Linked DNA regions of Mus musculus: regions 2 and 3 are each linked to region 1. Evidence: chromatin loops called from intact Hi-C (ENCODE). Cell type or tissue: left cerebral cortex. All regions are shown on one strand.

Evidence for each region. A loop is a pair of places that touch in the nucleus more often than their neighbours do. Peaks named below come from ENCODE experiments on the same cell type or tissue, not always from the same donor. Only the 100,000 strongest peaks of a DNase experiment are listed, where the experiment ranks them.
Region 2: it touches region 1 in a loop (3-fold over the local background); 19 of 42 quality-filtered maps call a loop at or near these places.
Region 3: a loop joins it to region 1, with 3 times the contacts of the local background. A loop is called at or near these places in 6 of 42 quality-filtered maps.

The regions. Positions count from the first base shown.
Region 1 is chr11:53,465,757-53,473,756 of GRCm38, reverse strand. Shroom1 (shroom family member 1) reads right to left here. Exons shown (of 8, transcript NM_027917.3): 5 at 7,713-8,000; 6 at 7,501-7,633; 7 at 7,107-7,379; 8 at 5,991-6,994. The coding sequence ends at 6,662. Among named protein-coding and RNA genes, the nearest start is that of Sowaha, 10 kb to the left of the region's middle. In left cerebral cortex, CTCF peaks have their summits at 882 (motif pointing left), 3,668 (motif pointing left), 5,056 (motif pointing left) and 7,009 (motif pointing right); DNase peaks (open chromatin) are centred at 3,626, 3,918, 6,988, 7,275 and 1 more place; H3K4me3 peaks cover 1,154 bases; H3K27ac peaks cover 4,552 bases.
Region 2 is chr11:53,624,094-53,632,093 of GRCm38, reverse strand. Il13 (interleukin 13) reads left to right here. Exons shown (of 4, transcript NM_008355.3): 4 at 1-771. The coding sequence ends at 29. Among named protein-coding and RNA genes, the nearest start is that of Il13, 6.6 kb to the left of the region's middle. In left cerebral cortex, CTCF peaks have their summits at 4,013 and 7,783 (motif pointing right); a DNase peak (open chromatin) is centred at 4,012.
Region 3 is chr11:53,845,319-53,853,318 of GRCm38, reverse strand. It overlaps Gm12216 (predicted gene 12216), which reads left to right. Exons shown (of 4, transcript NR_033332.1): 2 at 3,209-3,314. Gm30785 (a long non-coding RNA gene) reads right to left here. Exons shown (of 3, transcript XR_879845.2): 3 at 5,615-5,957. Among named protein-coding and RNA genes, the nearest start is that of Gm30785, 9.1 kb to the right of the region's middle. In left cerebral cortex, CTCF peaks have their summits at 3,208 (motif pointing right) and 6,605 (motif pointing left); a DNase peak (open chromatin) is centred at 3,231.

The sequences.
Region 1 (8,000 bases):
GCATAGCATCATCCCTAAACCCATTCATTGACTGTGAGGGTTAGTGTTGGCGACCTGAATCTGGTAGCATCTAGAGAGATGGGCTTCTGAAAATTACCTTGATTATATGACTTGATCTTGGGTGGGACCACACCCTGGGCAGGGAATCCTGGACTGTGTAAAACAGAGAGAGGAAGCTGAGTAGAGACAAGCTCACATTCATCTCTCTCTGCTTCCTGTCTGGACACGGTGTGACCAGCTGCTCCAACCACCAGCGGCCTTGCATTCTCTGCCCAGATGGACTGCACCCTGGAACTGCCATTCTGATTAAAGCCTCACTCCCTTACTTTGTTTTTAATCACAGGACCAGACACGAAAACAGTGACTCTGGGCTATTCTCCACACTCCATCTCTGTCCTCTGTGGGATGAAAGACTGGCAGTTCCCATCCTGCAGACTGCGGGAGAAGGAGCGACACCAAGTGAATAGTTAGGACTCTCGGAGATCTGCAACCTATGGGCAGGGGTTGGGGGTGCTGAGTTGTTTCCAGGATTTGCTTTACATCATTCTTTTAAAAAAACAAAACAAAACAAACAAACAAACAAACAAAAACAAACCAAACCAAACCCAAAAAAAAAAAACCCACATTTGTGTTTGCAAACAAACATACTTCATTCTATTAGGAAAAATGTAAAGGGGAGTTAACCCACTTTTGTATGGTAGCAATTAAAATAGGATCAACAGGGCTGGAGCAGTGGCTCAGCAGGTAAGAGCACTGACTGCTTCTCCAGATGATCTAGGTTCTATTCCCAGCACTGACATGGCAGCTTCCGGTCCCATTCCATCTGTGACTCCAGTTCCAGGGGATCCGACACCCTCTACTGGATTCTGCAGGCACATACATGCAGGCAAAACACCCATATACATAAAATAATATTTTTTGTTCCTTTTGAGACAGGGTCTCATTGTCAAATTCTGTCAATTAGACAAAAGCCAGCATTTCTCAGGAACTACCAAAGGAGTCCGCCTCCTTATCACTGGTAGAAAGGTCAAGTGGCTATCTGTAGTGCCCATTGTCATACTAACATATATGATGGCCTCCACGCTCCCTCAGTATTACAAGAACCTGTTACAGAGTCAGTGCTAGCATCCTGGACCTTCTCACCCTGCCTCTTACCCTAAACTTCTCCAGCTCATGGGCTTCCCTCCCCTAGTTTCTCACTCTTGTTCTAACCTTGCTACTTCAGCTATGTCCTCCCCTGGTCTTCTCTCTCTCTCTCTCTCTCTCTCTCTCTCTCTCTCTCTCTCTCTCTTTCTCTCTCTCTCTCCTCCTTCCATACATATATTTAAATAGTATTTAAATAGACATGTACATATATACATATTTAAATCTAAGGCAGACATAATAGTGCCTGCCTTTAATCCCAGCACTCAGAAAGTAGAGGCAGGAGTATTTCTTGTGAGTTCCAGGTTAGCCTGGTCTACATTGATAAGTTCTAGGCGAGCCAGGGCTAAATAGTAAGACCCTTTCTCAAAAAAAATAAATTAAAATCATCAGGTGGGTATAGGGGTACATTCCTGTGACCCCATAAGGTGAGACAGAAGACTAGGGACTCAATGTCATCCTGAATATTGATATACAGAGTTCAAGGCTAGCCTGGGGTACTTGAGGTCTTGTCTCAAAATAATAGCCATCCTCTTTAGAACCAACAATATCACTCTTTCAATATTTTATTAATTTTTTTATGTTATGTGCATGTGTATGGGCATGTGTGTGTGTGTGTGTGTGTGTGAGAGAGAGAGAGAGAGAGAGAGAGAGAAAGAGAGAGAGGGAGGGAGAGAGAGAGAGAGAGAGAGAGAGAGAGAGAGAGATGGCACATGTGTGGAGGCCAGAGAATGACTTCCAGGAGTTAGCTCTTTCCTTCTGCTGTACAGGTCCCAGAGATAAAACCGGGTTGTTGTCAGGATTGGCATCTGGTATCTTCAATCACTGAGCTATGTCTCTTTGTTCCTTCCCTTTTGGGGGGTGGGGGTGGGGTGGGGTGGTGGTTCAAGACAGGGTTTGTTTATGTAGCCCTGGCTGTTCTGGAACTCACTCTGTAGACCACACTGGCCCTGAACTCACACATATCCTCCTGATTCTGCCTCCCAAGTGAATACCGTCTTTCTTAGCTCACATCCCTCTACTATCCTTACCTTCTCCATCTAAACTGCCACCAAGTGAGCTGAAAGCACCTGCCAATCTTTGTAAAGATGCTCTCAGGGGCTGGAGAGGTGGCTCAGTGGTTAAGATCCCTGCTTGCTCTGGCAGAGGACCTGGGTTCTGTTCCCAGTATCTACGTGGCCCTTCACAACTATCTGTAACTCCAGAGTCAGGGGTTCCTGCTCCAGAGTCAGGGGTTCCTGCTCCAGAGTCAGGGGCTCCTGCTGCAGAGTCAGGGGTTCCCACTCCAGAGTCAGGGGTTCCCGCTCCAGAGTCAGGGGTTCCCACTCCAGAGTCAGGGGCTCCTGCTGCAGAGTCAGGGGTTCCCGCTCCAAAGTCAGGGACTCCTGTTCCTCCTTCTTTTGATCTCCAAAGGCACCATCAAGCACGCATGTGGCACACAGACACGCATGCAAGAAAATAGTGAACATAAATTAATCTAAAAGAGGAGGAGGAGGAGGAGGAGGAGGAGGAGTTGAAAGAGGATCCAAGGTGGAGGGGAAGTGGAAGAGGGGGATACAGGAAAAGAAGAGAAAGCATAGAGGGGGAGGGGGAAGAGAAAGAAGAAATCTTTATCCATTCCTCTCCCCCCCCCCGGGAGGGGGTGGGGAACCAAATTCTCTTGGTGGAAAAGCTGAGTGATTTAAATACCAAAGATAACAGACAGTAGCCCCCTAAGCGTGGTGGCTGAGTTGTGACAGTAACACCAGGAATCTTGAGAGGATTTCTTCACAGAAAGTGTAGTCCTTCTTTATCCCACCATTCACCTCTTCTGGGTACAGAGCATTTGCCCTAACCTTCCCTGGGAGCCTCTGCCATCTGAATGGCCAGTGCCTCCATCAGTATCTGTGAGGACCCAGAGTTTCCGCTAGTTACTGACTGAGGAACGTTTTGTAACGAGCAGAATGTTCTCGACAGCTTGGGGTGCCGAAGAACATAGCTTCCCCATTCCATTTCCAATTTACAGTATTAAAGTAAAAAGTACACCAATTAAATTCTTAGGAGGAGGTGGAAGAGCGGGGGCGGGATGAGCGGGAGGGAGGCCGCGGTGATGCCTGTTGCCCAGCAACAGCAGCCAAAGCCAAACATCCAGCAAGGCCCAGAGCGCCGCCTCCAGCAGCCGAGGGAGAGAGCGACACCGAATCACTGCTCAAACTGCGGAGGCAGCGGACAGATACGTTCTTGAACGGATGCTCTGGGCCCACATCCCCAGCTTCTCTCCTCGGCACATCTCATTTAGTCAACAATTTTCCAACGCAGGCCTGTTGGCAGTGAAAGGCAAGCTAGCCTTTTCCTTCTTAGCTAGCCAGAATTTCTTTCTGACAGAAGCAAAAGGCTCAGTTCCAGCCTTCAAGCCCAACAGGGACATTGCCCATCAGAGCCAGGCCAAGTCCTGGTATCTAGACTGGAGCTTGTGCGAGCTCCCTAGGCTGCCGGTGGCCACGGTGTGGGTGGAAGCTTCCATGATAAGGGAACAGTGCCATCTGCTGGCGGTGTATCGCAGGGCCAACGAACGCATCAGGTTCCAAGTACCCCCCAAAAGTCTTGAAGTCTGCGATGCTCTGCTGTGAATTCTTGAGTGCCCTCAAAAGAAACCACCGATTGGACAGGATAAAAACTGAGGCAAGAACGAGACAAGATCAGGCTGGACCCAAGGACCAGCTCTGGAACTGTGACTCAAAAACTGTCAGGGTTGAGCACGGAAATCTCGTTATTTCCCCTTCGAAAAATCTGGCGCAGAACCAAGGTTTGTTCTAGCCTAAAGATGGCAGTCGTCCCTATACCCACCCATAAGCCAGAAATGCTTTGAAATACACACTTTCCATTGGCTGAGTGGACAGTGTTAGGTGTGTTTCTAAGAATATCATAACAGAAGCATGATGTTTCAAATGGGAATTGCGTAGGGCAACAGGCAGAGATCAGCAGCTTCCACGCAGAAGGCTCCTCCAAGAGACCTTAGTGCCCGGACCCTGCCCACAGGGTTCAAGGCGACACAAGGAAAGCATAACGTTAGACCTGCAATGGCCTCAGCAGGAGCCCCATATGCGTTTTATAAAATATCACAATGAGAACATTGTTCTGTGCTCAATAGCCCGACTGTTGCAACTGATGCCTTTAGTATGAATAGGGCCATTTACAGTTCTCAGCCATTTGCACTTAGTGACAATACACATCAGAAAACAAGCCCAGAAGCAGAGATTTTTTTCGCTCTGAGGCCCATTGGCTTTAAATACACATACACGCGCCCTTTAATGTGCCCAACTTCCAAAAATACCCTGAGCCTTTGAGAGAAAATATTCTTATCCCTGCTGTTTGCAACTGATATACTGACTCGGGTCTCATGTTAATTTGCAAAGCTGGTTGTCTGTACATAGGGCTGAACAAATGGAGCCGGTTTTGTCCTGTGTTTTGGACCATCACATACCACCCCAGGATCAGTCTTCTCTAAATACAGTACAAGCCCTAGCTGCCTTTCTGGGACTTCAGGCCTCATCTTCATCTGTAACTCATGGTTCTCAAGAAAAACCTTCCACACAGCCTGGCAAATGCTATGATGACAGACTCTAACTTCAGCAGACTTTCTTTCTTTCTTTCTTTCTTTCTTTCTTTCTTTCTTTCTTTCTTTCTTTCTATATTTATTTTGGAGGCATAGTTAGTTGGTAAGGGTCAGACAAAACCATGTGTTTGTGTATGGGTGTGTGACTGCCACAGCATTTGTGTTGGGTCAAAAGACAATTTCTGGGGCTTGAGAGATGGCTCAGCGGTTAAGAGCATGGACTGCTCTTTCAAAGGTTCTGTGTTCAATTCCCAGCAACCACATGGTGGCTCACAACCATCTGTAATCTGTAATGGGATCTGATGCCCTCTTCTGGTGTGTCTGAGGACAGCAGCAGTGTACTCATACATAAAAGAATAAATAAATTACAAAAAAAGAAAAAGAAAGAAAGACAACTTCTGGGAGTTGGTTCTTCTGTGGAATCTGGGGTTTGAACTCAGGTTATCAGACTTCTATAGCAAATGCTTTTGTGTGGTGATCCAGTTACCAGGGCAGTTAGCAATTGCTGGGGTGGGGGTGGGGGTCAGTGGAATGCCCCTCAGCCCCTCCTGCTTTCAAACCTGGTTCTCCAGTCTCTTCAGACATTGCTGAGCCAGACTGACACTTTACCAAGTCTCTCTTCCATTTTGGTCAGCCTGGACTGTTGCTGGAGTTTGTCAATCTCACACACACACACACACACACACACACACACAGAGAGAGAGAGAGAGAGAGAGAGAGAGAGAGAGAGAGAGAGAGTGTTAGTTTCCCTTGTCGGCTGCAGGCAATGCATGCTCCTCTTAGAGAGTTTATTAGAATATAAAATGCAATGCTTGTTTATACCTTAAGCTTCTTCTCTCTTGACCCTCCTGCCTCCCACCAACTCTGACAGAGGGACTCGCCATCACACGGGAGTGTGCAGGGTTTATAATCCTTCCTCATGCTTTTTTTTTTTTTTTTTTTTTTGGTTTTGTTCTTTGGTTTTTTTGTTTTTGTTGTTGTTGTTTTTGTTTGTTTGTTTGTTTTTGTTTTGTTTTATGAGACAGGGTTTTTCTGTGTAGCCCTGGCTGTCCTGGAACTCACTCTGTAGACCAGGCTGGCCTTGAACTCAGAGATCTGCCTGCCTCTGCCTCCCAAGTGCTGGGATTAAAGGCGTGCACCACTACGCCCGGCTTGTGCTTTGTTTTTGTGGTCGCTCTATGAGGGCTTGAACCCAGACTCTCACACATGGCAAGCAAGCACTCTACAGCTCTATCTGTAGCCCTCTCTTTAAGTTACTTTTATATTTATTTGTTTATTTAGGGGTGTTGTGCCTGCATGTATGTCTGTGCATTACCTGTGTGCAAACCAGAGAGTGTCAGATTCCCTGGAACTGGAGTTACAGACGGGTGTGGGCCATATACCATAGATGCGTGAAATAAAACCCAGGTCCTCTGGCAGAACAGCACGTGATCTTAACTGCTGGTCCATCTCTTCACACACACACACACCCCCAACCCTGTATCCCCAACTCCCACCCCTGCAGACTTCTTTTTTCTGTCTTTTGTGGAGGCAGACCTCCCCCAACCCTGTATACCTAACCCGAAACCCTGCAGCCCTCTTTTTACGTCTTATTTTGAGGGAGAGTCTCCTAAGTTGTCCAGGCTGGCTTTGAGTTCCCTTTGTAGCCCGGATAGACCTTACACTTGAAATCTTCAGCTTCCCATATAGCGGGGAGTACAGCTACACCACCAGGCCAGGCTTTGAATACTGCAGTTTTTACGACCCACAAATTCCCAAAGAATTACAAACTTGAATAAGGTCACAGGAGAACACCGTGGGAAGATGTGTCCTAGGAAGGCCTGGTCTGACTCCTCCCTACTCCCTCAAGGGAAAGCTCTCTATAAAGCATCGCCCCAGTTGTGGGTGAGCCTGGGACAATGTTCCCACCTCCGCTACATGTAACTAGATAAGGGTAGCAAGAAAAGGTTGTTTGTTTAGAGGACGGATTGCTGGGGCCCAGGTCAGTCTGGGAGAAAGGGGATGATGGCTGAGGTCGCTCCAGATAGTGTCCAGTTGGTCCTTAAGGAACCGGATTCGATCGTCCAGGCTGCGCTGCTGTGACAGGATCCTGGCCTTGGAGGCCAGCAGCACACAATAGGAGCGCAGATGCTCTGCGGGCAGCTCCCGCTCCAACACCTGACGCAGGGTTTGCTCCCGCCGAGCCACGTGCTCCTTCAGCTCCTTAGCTTCTTCTTGCTGTCGCTGCAGAAGTTGGAGTCGCTGCAGCAGAGAGGCCTGGAACCACCGGGAGAGGGCGCAGTGAACACCGTTGCTTCCCGGATGATCCGGGCGGTAGAAGGAAGGCCCCTCCAAACCCTGCTCTTCCCCCAACCTCAACCTATTTTACCCTCTCATCAGGGTCGCTGTTTGAGCCCGCCCTAGCCAAGGCGAGGTTTACACGGACCAGGCGACTGCCTAGCAGCAGCAGCAGACCAAGCACACGCTCTAGATCAGTCATGAACCGGCGGAACCGTTCCAGCTCCCGGGGTGTACAGGCCTGGCTCACAGCAGCCTCTAGAGCTCCGTTGCGTTGGGTCCAGTCTGCGGCGGTCCCCCGCAGTCGCTCCTGCTCAGCGTGAAGATCCTGCAGCATCTTTTGGAGGAGGCGGGCTAGTTCCACCTACCGGGAGGGCCTAAGTATTCAAAAACTGGGCCAAGTCTGGATTTCTCCAACCAGACACTAAGCCGCGGCCCCACCCAGCTTCCATCCCCCTACCCACCCCACCCCTTCCCCCACTCACTTTCTTGGCCTGGGTGCTGTTTCCTTCTGGGAATTCCTGGCCACTTGATTGGTCAGGGTCGGGGGTAGAGTTTTCAGACCTTGATGCCTCTTGGGAAGTCTGCAGGTCCTGCGTGAGGTGGTGTCCACAAGACCTGAGGACAAAGCCAAAGTTCTCTGAATCTTTCTGCCTTAGACTGCAGATACTCAGAATCAGGAGTCCTTAATGCTCACCCTTCCTCCGATGCGCCAGCAGCCTTCTCTCCCATCTCCTCAAGGGCTGGCCTCATCGCACTTCGGATCTCTTCGACAGGAAAAAGCCCATCCAGCAGGCCCTGCGGTGGCTCTGGACCGGGCTGGGCGGCAAGAGTACGGCTCAAAGAGGGATCCAGTCTGGCCAGCTCTTGAACCAGCGCCTCAAAATGCCGACTAGGCCAAGTAGTCTTGGAATCAAACTGGCCCCAAGTCAGGGAAGTGTGGTGAGGGGACCCTGGAGTCTCAGAGTCTGAAGGTCTCAAGACA
Region 2 (8,000 bases), 160 kb before region 1:
AGCAACTGTTTCGCCACGGCCCCTTCTAATGAGGAGAGACCATCCCTGGGCATCTCAGCTGTGGACTCATTTTCCTTTCTCACATCAGACTTTGCTGGGGAGAGGCAGGGAGGAGGGTTGAGGAGGAAGGGAGATGCCTCAGCTTTGGCCTCAGCCTGCACTGCCTGCCTAGTGCTCAGGGTCTCAGCCTGGCAACACCCCCACCCCACCCCCACCCCCGCCGCCCCATCCCATCCCTACAGAAAACTGCAGCAAGACCGTGAGTCCAGCCTGTGGCCTGGTCCACACAGGGCAACTGAGGCAGGCAGCAGCTTGAGCACATTTCTTCTTGATCTTATTTATTATGGTTGTGTGTTATTTAAATGAGTCTGTCAGTATCCCGGTGGGGACATGGTTTGCTGCCTATGCCCTGGGGGCTCCAGCATTGAAGCAGTGGGCTCTGGGGTCCCTGGCAATATTACTGTATACATAACTCTGCTACCTCACTGTAGCCTCCAGGTCTCACCCCAGGCAGGAGATGGGAGGGGAGGCCAGAGCAACACTCCTGTCTGCCACGGCAGCAACCAGCCCTCAGCCATGAAATAACTTATTGTTTTGTTCTTATATTTAAAGTATTAAATAGCTTAGCAAAGAGTTAATAATATATGGAAGAATGGCCTGTTACACTCAAGGTGATGTGTAGTGAATGGGGGGAGGGTGGTGGGTTTGTCACTGAACAAACTTTTCATTGACTGTCAAACTAGAAACCGGAAATAAAGATGGTGACAGATAGGCCTGCCTGCTTTGGCTGTCTTTTTTTGGGGGGCCCTGGGGGATGCTGCTCTGTGGGCTCCAAACTGAGGAGCCCAGTGTGGGGTAGGCTGCTCAAAGGAGAGATAGGAGGAGTGATGAGCAGGACCTGGGCTGAGAGAGAGTAAGTCCTCTGGTCTGTGGCCGACCGAGGAGACACGCCCCCTGTCTACTGTGGGGGATCCGGGGGAGCTTGGGCCAGGAAATGTCTGGGGCAAGCGGGGAACCTCTTGGGTATCTCCTGATGACTGGCCAGCTTTGTCTGTACCACCCACACAGTCTCAGGTCTCCCTTGCCACCCTAGGAGGGCACATAAGAGCCCGAGGCATGGGCTGGAGAGATGGCTCAGTGGTTAGGAGCACTGACTGAGCCAGGCAGTGGTAGCACACGCCTTTAATCCCAGCAGATGCAGATACAGATGCAGGCGGATTTCTGAGTTCGAGGCCAGCTTGGTCTACAGAGTGAGTTCCAGGACAGCCAGGGATACACAGAGAAACCCTGTCACCACAAAACAAAAAAACAAAACAACAACATCAACAAAAAGAGCCCGAGGCATGATGCGGGCAGGAGGCTCGTCCAAGGCATGTACTGGGAGGAAATAAAGGCTACATTCTGCCTCCTCTTTCAAAAGTCACCCGCCTAAATGCATGGCTCTTTCCAGTATACTGCCTGTTTGGATGTCCCCTGGTGATGAGACATTCACCACTTACTTTCTAAGGACAAACTGTTCAGTTTTGTACGCTGGGATGGACCAGATACATGTGGGGACTAGGGTAGACAGACATGGAAGACAGCACCTCAGAGCAGGTGGCCTGCCTCTCCCTTGCTGGCCCGCAAGCTGGAGTGTTGGGAACGGCTGCATCAGTAAGCGCTAGCTAACATGATGTCTGGTGGCATCCTTGGGAGGTGCTGCCCAGAGCGGAAAGCCACTGAGAAGGGCAGGAAACTTGTGTGGCAGGCGTGGGGTGGGGGTCAGGGACCGCTCAAACTCTGAATGACAGCAGGAGCCCTCCTGGAACAGGCCAGATCTGAGATTCCAGTACTCAAAGTTGCATGTCAACCCAGCAACACCAGATGACATGGCAGCAACTTAGCCAACGCATGGGGAATAGTCTCCCCTTCCTGCCTCACAGCTGACAAAGAAGAGAGGCAGAAGAGACCAAGCAATAGCGCCCAGAGCCAGCTACTCTGCAAGAAAGGGAATATGGATAGCAGGGCAGGACTGGCTTCCAGTCCTGCCAGAGAGGTCACCTTTTCTGAGGACTATCTGTGCTGGCACAGCACCGGCCACCCAGATTGAGTACTGAAGGACATGGTGCCAGACAGAACTTACAAAGGCAGGGAAGAGGATGTCTCCTCCATCTTTCCTGCTGGGAGCCCTGCTGGAGAGTTCGGGGTGAGCAGTGGCCTTCTCTCCTCCTTCTCTACCCATGGTCTAAAATCAAAGATTAAATGGACCATTTTTTGTTGGTTTTTTGCTTTTGTTGTTGTTTTGGGTTTTTTTTGTTTTGTTTTTTTGTTTTCTTGGGGTTTTTTTTGTTTGTTTGTTTTTTGGTTTTTGGTTTTTTTTGAGACAAGAGTTTCTCTCTGTGGCCCTGCCTATTCTGAGACTTGATATGTAGACCAGGCTGGCCTCAAACTCGTATTCACCTGCCTCTACCTCCCCAGTGCTGATATTAAAGATGTGCGCCACACTGACCAGCTTGCTTTGCTATTTTTAAAAAAGGGTGAAATGTGTATGTGTGTGCGCCCATGTATGTACATGTATGTGCATGTGTGAGTGTGCATGTGTGTGTGACTGTGTATGCATATACATATACATGTGTGTATGAGTGTGTGTGTGTATGTGTGTGTGACTGTGTATGCATATATATATACATGTGTGTATGAGTGTGTGTGTGTATGTGTGTGTACCCATGTATGTACATGTATGTGCATGTGTGAGTGTGCATGTGTGTGTGACTGTGTGCATGTGTATACATGTGTGTGTGTGTGTGTGTGTGTGTGTGTGCGTGCGCACTCGTGTAGATAAGCTAGAGGACAACCTTGGGTGTTATCCTCAGGAGCCGTCTACCTGCTCTCTATATGTCTCTCACTCACTGATCTAGAACTTTTCTTATTAGGCTATGCTGGCTGGTCAGCAACCCCCAAAGATCCTTTAACTTCTGCCTCCCCCGTGCTGAAGTTCCGAGTGTGCACCCCCTGCCCTTTTCCTCATGCTTTCAAGGCAAGCTTTTTACCCACTGAACCCTCTCTCCAGGCCCCAAGAACAATATTTCTCAAAAATATTTCTGTGAATAGATTATAGCTTCATCTTTACCCAGGTCCCCTAACTGGCCAAAGTGTCAGCCTGTCTGTCTGAAATAAGGGACATGGTTCAGGGGGATAAAAAGCTCTTGCTATTCAAGCCTGATGACCTATGCTCAATGTCTGGAACTTGTACAAAAGGTCAGACACAGGAAGAGCAACTGGAATGCCAGTGCTCTTACAGTAATACAGGAGATGGAGACAGGAGAATTGCCCTGAAACCCATGGAACAGCTGTCCCTCAAGAAACAGGAAGAAACAGGGTTGGAGAGATGGCTCAGAGCCATCTGGTTAAGAGCACTGGCTAATCTTCTGGAGACCCTAGGTTTAATGCCTAGCCCTCACAAGACTATAATTCTAGTCCCAGAGGATCTGACGCCCTCTCGTAGCCTCCACGGGTATTGCACACACATGGTGCACAGAGGTATACATGCAGGCAAACCCTTATCATGTAAGATAAGAAAATACAATCTCAACTGGGCATGGTGTCACACACCTTTAATCCCAGCACTCAGAAAGCAGAGGCAGGCAGATCTCTGTGAGTTTGAGGTCAGTCTGATTTGTAAAGTTGAGTTCAACAACATCCAAGGCTGTTTCACAGAGAAACCCTGTCTTGAACTCCACCTCAAAAAAAAAAAAAAAAAAAAAAGTAAGGTCAAAAGCAAGAACCAAAAGTTGTTCTTTGACCTCCATCCATACGTATGGAGCTGCACAGGTGCACATGCGTTTAAACGTTTGTGTATACACAGACACATAGACATAAACACACACACACACACACACACACACACACACACACACACACACACACACACTCATTTTTTAAATGAAGGAGGTCTCTCTTCCAGTCCAGTTCCAAAAGGAGCCTTCACTCTACAAGATGCATATGGAGCCATTCCAAGTCTCACCACTAGGGGTCCACAGCTAGTCATATCCTCATCCTGTCCACAGCTCCAATTCTTCACACTTCTACACTGTGCCTCAGACAGAGGGGGAACCTGTGGTTCTCAATAGGGAGCACTGGGCCCTTTGGGGACAGAGGATGCCTTACACTGTCACAAGACAAAGCCGCTAAAGCTGACAGCAAGGAGGTGTCCCAGTAGGAGCAAGAGCAGGAGGAAGAAGCAGGAGAAATTTAACTTTGACGCATCAACTTGACTCTAGGTCCTAGAAGAGCCATTGGACATCTAGGAAGCCACTGGGCACTTTCTCTAATATGCAAAAGAAACTCTCAGCAAGGCCAGAGACAGGGGAGCTGAAGAGAGCTGAGAGCCTGTGGTGAGTGGGAGACAGAGCTGGTCAGAGCGTAGGGCGAGCTGCCCCTCAGCACCCCAGGCTCAGGAGGTTTCACTGAAGGCGAGAGGGACGGGGGTGGGGGGTGGGGGGGCTCAGGTGAGAAATGAGATTCAATTTCCGTTGAACTCCACAGCAAACAAACACTTCTGCTACTCAGGCAAGGTGTTGAAAACACAGTCACTTCAGGGGTTTCTCTGCTCAGTATGCAGAGGAGCTGTGCAGAGGACTAGGCCTATGTCAGACAATGGTGTCTGAGGACAGCTAGGAGGATGGGGCTAATTAAGCCATCCACTGTCACATTTACGCTGCAGCCTCGCCTTTCCCCTTGCAGGCAGCTGGTCAGTGGGTACCAGGTCTGTTTCCCTCCTCTCCTCTGAGATGGTGGCAGGTGCTGCTGGCCACGCACCAGGCTGAGTGTCCTGACCATGGGGAACCCCGGTTGTCTGGTCCCGCACTTTAGGCTGGTCAGGCCTAGAGCTGTGTCCATAGCCACCTTCCCCCACAGTGCCCCCTCTCACTGTGAAAACTAAAAGTCACGAGGCCTCATTATCTTCATTCATTTCTCGGCTCCACCCAAAAGCGACAGAGCGCATGGCTTGCAACGAACTTTCCCAGATCAACTGATTTCTCGGCAGCCAGGGAGGGCCCCATGACGAAGCCACTCGAAATCCCAGAAGCAATTTTCTACTTACGACCTCACTTTCTGTTGCTCTCTCTTCCTCCCCCTCCACAGTGCCATCTCGAGTGGAAAGTGATCCCCTCGCAGAGGGCCTAAGAAACTCCCCCAGCCCTGCTCTGTCTGGGCTGCTGTGTGGTCAGAGGTGACGCAGGCACCAAAATTAAATATAGCAAACCTCGTCATCTCCGCTCTGAGCATCACAGTGGACCAGTGTGTGGGGGCTGCATTGCTCTTCCTGCAGCCCTTGTGCGGCAGCAGCCCTCATGGGGCAGCCAGGTTATGGCCACCTGTGATTCCTGGCTGATTCCTAGCCCTACCCAGGCCCGCTCTTAAGGAGTTCCAGGGATATCCGGAGGGAAAAGCAATTTCTCATCTATTTTATTCCTCCATGTTCTCCTCCCTGCTACATACTCTTTTGTTTGTTTGTTTGTTTGTTTTTTGTTTTTGTTTTTGTTTTCGAGACAGGGTTTCTCTGTATAGCCCTGGCTGTCCTGGAACTCACTCTGTAGAGCAGGCTGGCCTTGAACTCATAAATCCACCTGCCTCTGCCTCCCAAGTGCTAGGATTAAAGGCGTGCGCCACCACTGCCTGGCATGCAGCACATTCTTGAGGTCCATGGAAGGGACAGATCAGGACTTGGGCTGGAGACAGGACAGTGTCCTAGAACTCTCAGCAATTCCAGGAAAGGATCCGGCCTGGGATGGCCACAGCTGTAACCCTGCCAGAAGTGCCTTCTCCTCGCCTGAGGCTGAGGCTGCAGGGACACATGATCCTTACAGAGGAGAATAGCTGCTGATGTCAACTGTGCTTTCTCTGTCTCTCTGTGTCTGTGTGTGTGTCTCTATCTCTCTGCCTGTCTGTCTCTGTCTCTCTGTCTGTCTGTTTCTCTCTGTCTGTCTGTTTCTCTCTGTCTGTCTGTTTCTCTCTGTCTGTCTGTTTCTCTCTGTCTCTGTCTCTCTCTGTCTCTGTCTCTCTCTGTCTCTGTCTCTCTCTGTCTCTCTCTGTCTCTCTCTGTCTGTCTGTCTCTCTCTCTCTCTCTCTCTCTCTCTCGTGAGAAATCGTCCCAGGCATCTCAGGAAACAGAGGAGCCCAAGGCCACACAGACACTTGTCCACACACCCTCTTCTCTAGTGCATGTACTTTGGTAGGGTCCTCTCTATGTCTGTGATCATGGTTCCTTATCTGGACCTTTCGAAGACATAGGCAGAAGACATGCAGCCAAAGGCTCAGGGAAAGAATTCAGAGTTAAATCAACTCTGGCTTTAAGTTCCATGGTGTCCCCAAATTGCAGAACTTGTTGCTTGGGCTAAGTCTCAGGTGCCACTCTGAGGCAGAGCTCCATCCATCTACCCACCCACCCATCCATCTCACCCACCCATCCTCCCATCCATCCATCCATCCTCAGGGATTCACTGCAGCCTTACCAGGTACCACGGATCTGGTTCCTGAGCACAGCAAGGTTAGGTTACATCCAGTGAGACAGTGAGACAACATAGAGCAACAGCACAGAGGTGCCAGGCACCTCGGAAGCCACAGAGGAGAAGCCACTGGCCAGTGGTTGGGGCAGAGCACAGGAAGCCAAGTACACCTCACTCGTGAGATGGGTGAAAACAGAGGTCTGGCTGGCTGGAGAGAGTCTGTGTGAGAGACGTTCTTTGCATTAGCAAGACCAAAGCATCAAACAAGAGTACTGGAGTGACCCAAGTCTTGATCAGACAGACGCACAGCACATGAAGCCTAACTCCGGCACTCAGGAGGTATAGGTAGGAGGGACAGGAGTTTGAGGACTGTGAAAAATGTCTAAGACCTTGAGGCCAAGCCGTATCTGAATCAGATTTTAGCAGAGCCATTCTGGCAGTGAGGGCTGCAAAGGGCAGGGTCAGGGAGACTGCTTATCAGGTTCCTGTAGAGACCCGGGTGGGACAGGATGGCAGTAGAGAGGGGAGAGTCTAATTCTGGAGAGGTGTGTATGCAAATTACATGTTTATACTTTATATAATATAAAGTAAACATGCATACGATATCTACTGCCTCTTAATATACACACTCAGTTTCTATGAATTCTATGTTTGTGTAGAGGATGAATGTCTGTGTACAACATGTAGAGGCAGATGAGAAGGTCAAGTATCTCCCTTCTTCTGAAGACAGTGTCTCTCACGGAGCCTGGAGCTAGGCTGGCAGCCAGCGATCCCAGTCACTCTTCTGTCCCCATCTCCACAGTGAGGGGGTTCCCAGGTGCCTGTGGGACCACGTTGGCTTTTTTATATGGGTGCTGGGGATCTGAACCCAGCCCTCACGCTTGCTTGGCAAGCTCTCTTAGCCTGAAACATCTTCCCAGCCCAGTACTTAAATATAAACCCATGCACACTTTTCTGCAGAGCTGCACACATTACCCATGTGCACTACCACTGAGCTATGCCTCTGAGCCACATATCAACTTTTTTGGTTTGGTTTTATTTGTTTCTAGTTTTGTTTTGTTTTTGAGACAACGTAGCCCTGGCTGTCCTGGAGCTTGCTGTGTAGACCAGGCTGGCCTTGAACTCACAGAGATCATCCTACCTCTGCTGCCCAAATACTGGTATTAAAGGCATGAACCATCATGCCCTGGCCCCAAATCAGTTTTTGTTTTGTTTTGTTTTTGTTTTTTAAAAGTGTGTGTGTGTGTGTGTGTGTGTGTGCAATGCCCCCAAAGGCCAGGAGAGGGCATCCGATCCCTGGGAGCTGGAGTTACAGGTGGTGGAAAGTCAACTGATGTGGGTGCTGGGAACCTAACTGGGCCCTCTGCAAGCACGGTACAAACTCTTGACTGCTGAGCCACCTCCCCACCTTCTAAGGGATTTATTCTAAAAATGTCAAATATTTACAAAATACCCCTGAGGAACCCATTACCCAGCCTCAATGGTTAGCATGTGAGGGTCGATTTGTCTCAT
Region 3 (8,000 bases), 380 kb before region 1:
TAAAAAGTGTGATAGCAAGCCCCTCTAATCCCCCAGCTTGGGAGGCAGAAGCAGGAAGATCAAGATCATGCTTGGTTACTTGAGTTTGAAGCCAGCCTGAGAAACATGAGACCTTGTTTCAAGAACCAGTGTGATGGAGATATGGCTCAGGAGTTACGGCTCCTCTTCTAGAGGTTCAATTCCCAGCACCCATATGGTAGCAAACCACTGTCTGTAGCTCTAGTTCCAGGGGATCAGTGTCTTCCTTTGGCCTCCATGGGCACTGTATACATGTGCTATACAGACCTACATGTAGGCAAACATCCATACATACATGTAAAATTTAAAAACAAACAACAACAAAAACTTGAGAGTTTGAGGGATGGCTCAGTGGTTAAGAGCACTGGCTGTTCTTCAGAGGAGCCAGGCTCAATTCCCAGTACCCACATGGTGGCTCATGGTTCCATCACTCCTGTTCCAGGGGCTCTAGTGCTTTGTTTTCTGGCCTCCACCTGCACCAGGCATACACATACCATTTGCAAACAAACCATTTTTATATATTAACACACATACATACATAGACACACACACACACAGAGTGAACTTTCCCCTGCCCCTAAGTCTGCCAGATTTGCCATCTGCAGGCAGGCCTTGGTCTCTTTATGCTCTTAGAATCCAGTTAGGCCCCTGTGACCCTGCATGCAGCAAGGGGACTGGAGCAGGGGGCACATTGCAGGGAAGCAGCCTTCCTAATCATCTCCCAGTCTTTTCCGGGTACTAGAGCTGGCTCTTCACTGAAGCGAAGGCTGCTCTCTGACACACAGCCTCATCATCTCCCACTGCTGCTATCCAGGTCTTAGGACCTGAGTTCGATCGCACATAAGAGAGAGAAGCAAATTCCACAAATTGTCCTCTGTCATTTGCTCATGCACACACCACTCGGTGGCTTAAAATAACACAGTCATTATTTAAGGGTTCTGGAAGAGTCTGGCAGTATCGAATTCTTTCAGGAACCCCTAAGGAGGAACTGTGATTAATACATTCACCTGAATGCTCTCTCCTTCTCAAGACACTCACTCACATCTGCATCACCCCCTTGTCTGTGTGCAGGAGCATATGACAGTCTCAGGAATTCAGACATCCACATCATTGGAGAGATGATTGCCTTTCAACTCACTACCTAGCATAATCTTTTAAAAACACACATCTGAGCACATTATTCCTCTCTGCCCAGGACCCTGAGAGTTGCTGTGGTTCACAGAGGATACGACTGTTTGGCATCAAGTGCACTGAAAGGCTGGCCACGCCCCTTCTTAGCCGCCTGCTGCCTCCACACCGCTTCCTGTCTGTGACCTAACCTGTACACAGAGCATGCTCCCTACTGCAGGTCTCCACCCCACCCAAGATGTCCTCACTCTACAGAGAGTAGCAAATATTCCTGTGGTAACACTCTAGGCGGCAGGGACCACAGTTACTATGTAAAGACTCCATAGGAGCTAAGAGCCTGGCTAAAGCTTGCCTATGATTGTATCCCTAGCAGGTGCCCGACATGCAGTTGCAAGCAAAACCTGACATGGTCAGGGAGCTCTTGAAGACAAAGGAATATACACGAGATTTGTTTGTTGATCTCGTTTTCTACCGCCTATACTTTGCTCGTGCTCAGCATGTGTGTCTGTGAGTGTGCATGTGCACATGTGTATTATGGATGTGTGTGTGTGTGTGTGTGTGTGTGTGTGTGCATATACAAGGCATGGTGAATGTGTGAAGATCAAAGGACAAGTTCAGCCTATGGTCCTCACCTTCCACTTTGCTGGAAGCAGAGTCTGGGTTGGTTGCCTCTGTGCTGTGCCCTCCTGGCTAAGTGGCCTGTGAGCTTCTGGTGATTCTCCTGTCTCATCTCCTGCTTCCCCATAGGAGCGTTTGGAGTATAGATGCATGCACCACTGCACCTGGCTTTACATGAGTTCTGGGGAATCGAACTCAGGTCTTGATGCTTGCTTGTTTGCTTGCTTGCTTGCTTGCTTGCTTGCTTGCTTGCTTGCTCCTGTGCAGGTACTTACCCACTGAGCCATTGTGTAGCTCCTGCTCCGCATTTACCATCTTTCCTGTGTTACCTCTAGTAGTAGAGTGGAAGCCCTGAGAGGAGAAATTTATCTTGTGTGTATGCATCTCTCACCCCAAATACCAGGGCGGTGCTGTATTCGTGAAGATGTGGGAACAGCCTCCAGGGTACTCAGCATCTCCAGGTTTCCATTTCTCACCAACCTCTTTGAAATCAGCTGATATCCCCATTCTTCATTTTAATCACCCAGCCTAATTTTGACATTAGGCTGACTGGTGGAGACCTTTTAAAAAACATTCACCTGTTGCTCTGAGGATTCAATAAATGAATAAAAGCCAAGCATGTGGTCTACAGCTGCGTGTGGGTTAGCTGCTGTCATTAAGAAATGTCTGTGGGTTGGTGTGTTAATCTTAGCTCTTGGAGGGCTAAGGCAGGTAGATCTCTGAGTTGGAGGCCAGCCTGGTCTATACAGTGAGTTCTGTGATAGCCAGGCTATGTAGAAAGACTTATCTTGGGGTTAGGGGGAGAAAAATAAAAGAAAGAAAAATTGGATGGGACTGGCAAGCTTGCTCAGTGGGGTAAAGGCACTTCTCTTCTACCCTGATAATCTGAGTTCAATCCCCAAGACCCACAGAGTAGAAGGAAAGACCAAATTCCTGAAAGTTGTCCTCTGACTTCCACACACACGCTGTAGAGCATACATGCCAACACACACACTCCCCTCCCAAGTCGACGAATACATACATGTAATATTTTTTTAATGTTTATACTTGCCAGATGTTGCGGCACTTACCCCCAGTCTCAGCACTTCGTAGGATGAGGCAGGGGGATCACAGGTTTCAGGCCAGCTTTGATATCAAGGTCTAAAAAATAAAATTTAAACAGCAGCTAGGTGTGGTGGCCTGTGCCTTTTAATCTCTGGAGGCAGAGACATCCAGATCTCTGTGGGTTTGAGGCCAGCCTGGTCCACAAAGCAAGTTCCAGGCCAACCAGCGCTACACAGCCCAGTCTCAAAATAAAAATAAAATAAAATAAAATAAAATAAAATAAAATAAAATAAAATAGAAAGGGCAGGGAGGTAGGGAGGGCCAGAAGAGCTTGCTTTGGTGGGTGGCTTTAGCTGAGTGCTCTGGGTCAGTCTTAAGTGTTTCTATGTCTGGCCTGCAGGTGGCAGCATGCCCCGGGCCTCCTTGTGATGTCAGGAGGCTGGACAGCCAAGAAAGAAGAAAATGGACTCCCTCCTTCTGAAGACTTGCCTGGAAGCCAGCCCCGAGTGAGTGTGAGCTTTTGCAGCCTCCTGCGTTAGATTGTAGGCGCTGATGTGAACCACATGTGTTCTGTGTTGGAGTTGTTAGTTGATATTCACAATTCGTCTACAAAACCATAATCTGTGAAACCAGCTATCTTTTTAATGTTGCAGGGAATGAAGGACTCCGGGTGGGAGTGGGGAAAGTGCACCCCAGTAGCTCAGCAGGTGTGTGGTATGTTGGAGTGTGAGGTATCTGTGCTAGGCTCTTTAGTCGCTCTCACAGCTGCTCTGTAGTGCTTCAGGGTCCACTGGGGACTTATCCTGGCTCACCAGATCCCGATTTCTGTCAGCCCTAAGGCCAGACTACTCCCTTGATCACCCCACCCACAACCCATTAGTTTAATAGCTTACTTACCCTAAGACCTTATTTGTGCTTCAGTCCTTTGAGGGGCTGGAGAGACCTCAGGGGCTGCGAATGCTTGCGGGTGGAGAACACATCCTTTTCTTTCTAGAGGACATGAGTTCCGTTCCTAGCTCATAACCCACCCCTGGAACTCCAGCTCCAGAGACTGATGTGTTCCTCGGGCCTCTCATGGCACACACACACACAGCTGTGCACATGCACAGGCACAAAAAATAACGCTTTAAAGAAAACTCAGTGGACTTGAATGGGCTGGTGGTCTATTTTTTTTTAATCCCATTTTGTTAGTGTTTCTACCAAATGTTGTATTGTTGTTGAGATTACCTCTGCCTTTTCATGCCAAAGTCACTGCACCCCTCCTTCCTTCTACCCGCCCTCCCTGAATTTCACCTGCTGGGCTTGGTGTGATGACTGTCCCTCAGCTGCGATCCCTTTAAGTCCCCACCTGAGAAGGTTCCTGTGACATCAGCAGCAACCTTGGTGGTCCCTGTTGCTCAGCCCCAACCTGGGTCAGCTTTGCTCCACACTGTCTTCATCCTATGGAATTCCAGACACTCAGCTGGAATGTTGGATCTTAATTTTACCAAACACCCTGCTTAAGAGAGAGGTTTTGCTGGGCGGTGGTGCTGCACGCCTTTAATCCCAGCACTTGGGAGGCAGAGGCAGGTGGATTTCTGAGTTCGAGGCCAGTCTGGTCTACAGAGTGAGTTCCAGGACAGCCAGGGCTATACTGAGAAACCCTGTCTTGAAAAACAAAAAACAAACAAACAAAAAAAGAGTGAGGTTTTTATGGTTGGAAGAAAGAGGTATTTTGTAAATCAAGTTTGCTTTTTGTCTTTTGCCTAAAATTACTAATTTTTAAAAAGTATTTAAATTTGGGCCTGGGCATAATAGTTCATATCTTTAGTTCTAGGGCTGCAGGCTGATCTCTATGGGTTTGAGGAAACCTTGATCTACATAGTAAGTTCCCAGACAGCCAGGGCTACGTAGTGAGACTCTCCAAGTATGATCGCTGTCTTCAAACACTCCAGAAGAGGGCATGGGATCCCATTACAGATGGGTATGAGCCCCATGTGGGGGCTGGAATTGAACTCAGGACCTCTGGAAGAGCAGTCAGTGCTCTTAACCGCTGAGCCATCTCTCCTGCCTTCCAAAACAACTTTTTAATTGATGTATTTTGTTTACAATCCAGTTTCTTTCTCCCTCTCCTGCTCCCTCCTACCTTCACCCCTCCTTCCTCGCTTTGTTTTTTTTTTTGTTTTGTTTTTGTTTTTGTTTTTTTTGAAACAGAGTTTCAACAGTAGCCCTGGCTGTCTGAGAACTCACTCTGTAGACCAGGCTGGCTTCCAACTTATAGATCTGCCTGCCTCTGCCTCCTAAGTGGTGGGCTTGAAGATGGGCACCATGCAGTTTAGTTCCTTTCTCTTCTCTCTCTTAAATTGTCTTCATTTGTTTGCTGTTTCATTTTGGCTATCTGTGGCAGTGGGTTTATTCTCAAGCACAGTCAATAGCCTAGAGAAAGAATTACTACCAGGAGGAGGGGGATGGACGTGGGGTGGCTCAGCAGGCGAAGGTGCTTGCCGCCAAGTCCAGAGACCTGAGTTCAGTCCACAAGACCCACATGGCAGAGAGAGAGAACCAACTCCCACAAGATGTTCTCTGATGTCCATTGTGGTGCTTACAAGTGCACACAGACAGGCACACAAAATAAAATGGAACTTCAAACATGTTTTTTTTTTTTTTTAAAGATTTATTTATTTATTATATGTAAGTACACTGTAGCTGTCTTCAGACACTCCAGAAGAGGGCGTCAGATCTCGTTACGGATGGTTGTGAGCCACCATGTGGTTGCTGGGATTTGAACTCTGGACCTTCAGAAGAGCAGTCGGGTGCTCTTACCCACTGAGCCATCTCACCAGCCCCCAAACATGTTTTTAAACAGCTAATATTAGGGCTGGAGATGTAGCTCAGTGGTAGAAAAAAAAACAACGGCTGGTGGTGGTGGTGATGTTATTCTTTAGTTAGAAATACAGAAGTCAGGGCTAGGGGTGTCACCCAGGGAACTGGCCTACCCTGAGTTTCATTCCCAGCACCTAAAAAAAATGAGAGAGAGAGAGAGAGAGAGAGAGAGAGAGAGAGAGAGAACGAACTGTGACTTACAGAACAAGTTAGGATGCCCCAAGACCCCTGGTTTCTTACCCCTTTGGCCTCCAGTGGATGGGAGATGAACCACATTTGTCTTCATACTGACCAGAAAAACAAAGTGAAATTAACGAGAAACAAAAACATAATCTTCAAACTATACCTGACTTTAAACTTACTATCCTTTATTCAACTGTCTGTCCCGTTTCTTTTAACCCAAATTGTTGAAACACCCTGGCCAAACTTCCCTGATCTGCATGATTCAGATTTTACTGGTTAAGGGTTGAAGTCGCATCACAAGAGCCAGAATGCTTGCCTAGGATGTCCAAGTCTGCATGCTTCGGCCCCAGCACCACAAAGTTAACAAACAAATTACCAGTTAGAGGACAGATGGTGCAGCTAGCTGGTAAAATGTGTCAGATTCCATTCTGCAAACTGGAAAGGGTTGTTGGTGGTGGTGGTTTGGTTTTGAGACAGGGTTTCGTCTCCCTGGCTATCCTGGAACTCCCTTTGTAGACCAGGATGGCATCAAACTCACAGAGACCTACCTGCCTCTGCCTCCCAGGCTGGGATTAAAGATGTGCCCCGGGGGCTGGTGAGATGGCTCAGGGGGTAAGAGCACCCGACTGCTCTTCCAAAGGTCCGAAGTTCAAATCCCAGCAACCACATGGTGGCTCACAACCACCTGTAACAGAGATCTGATGCCCTCTTCTGGTGCGTCAAGACAGCTACAGTGTACTTACATATAATAAATAAACAAATCTTAAAAAAAAAAATGTGCCCCACCACCTCCCAGCTTGGAAAAGTTTTCTTTTAAAACTTGAAAAGCCCTCCTCTGTACCGAGGTTTTGCGACACATTTGAGGGACTCACACCAACAAACACTGAACTCCAGGGGCATAGCTGGCTTGGCTTCATTCTAGAAACTGATACAAAAGAACCAAATTCTTGCTGCAAGTGAGCTGTTATCCCAGTCAGTGACTTTGGGAGCAGTCTTCATCTTTTAAGTGCTTGCAGATGTCTGGATGGGTGTTATCTGAGTTGGTTAAGCGCTGGTCACAGATAGCTAAGATTCTCATACAAGTCTTCCCAAACATGTCTGACTGACTGCTATGAACCAGGAACCTCTGGGACAAATGGGGCATTTCATGCTGCCTGACTTGGGTCAGTAGGCACCCCAACTATGAATTTGTGATTTGGGGAGTGTTTTGTTTTTTTAATTTTCCTTTAAAAACAAACAAACAAACAAAAAACCTGCACACACAACTGTAATAATAATTTTTTAAAAAATAAGCAAGAAATGAAAGTATGGGTCTTGAGGTTTTTCTGGAGAGAATGGGCAGTTGTTGAGAGTGGAGACTCTTCCCAGGGCTTTCCCAAGGTGGACTGAACAGGGGAGTAGGAGCAGTGGAGGCCAGGACCAGAGAGAGGAGAGAAATAGCAGAAGTTGGGATGTAGCTTGGGGGCCTGGGGTGCTGCTGGGTAGCTACAGGACATTGTTCCCTGAGCCTGCCCCTGTCTACAGCATGGGTGGCTGGAATTCTCCCTACCACCTCTGTGTGCCCGTGTTCAGCTTCTTGCCCACCCGGCCTTAGAAAGCCCTGGGGCTGGGCTGCTGCTTTTGAGTAAAACACAGGTGTGAGCGCCTTGGGGAAGGACAGAGCAGGCGGGGACACAGTCATAAGGCATTTCCGGGTGGGTTGTTTTGAAGTCACCACTTAGCAGTTTTCAGTTGAATTGTGTTTTCCTTCCGGCAGCCCTTCCTTCACTGAGACTGCAATACTGGTGATTGCACTGGGCTCTGTTTTTAGGGAGCTCCTCCGCTGGTATGGTCTGCTTTGGAATAGAAGTGAATTTCCCTCCCCCCCACCCCCACACAGGCCAAACATGTAAAAAGGGGTGTGGCTTAAATGTGTCTCCAATTTAATTTCTAGGTTTCATTCCCTTGCTTGGAAAATAGAGGGAGTGTTGGGGTCACTCTTAAACACATTATAAGGTGTAACTTCCAGTGAGTCAGTAGTTTTATTTGTAAATTTTTTTTTGGTTACATATTTGCCCTCTGAACCATCTCACTGGCCTAGTATGTGTGTATGGTATGGTATGTATGTATGTATGTATGTATTGTGGTGCTGGGAACTAAACCCAGAA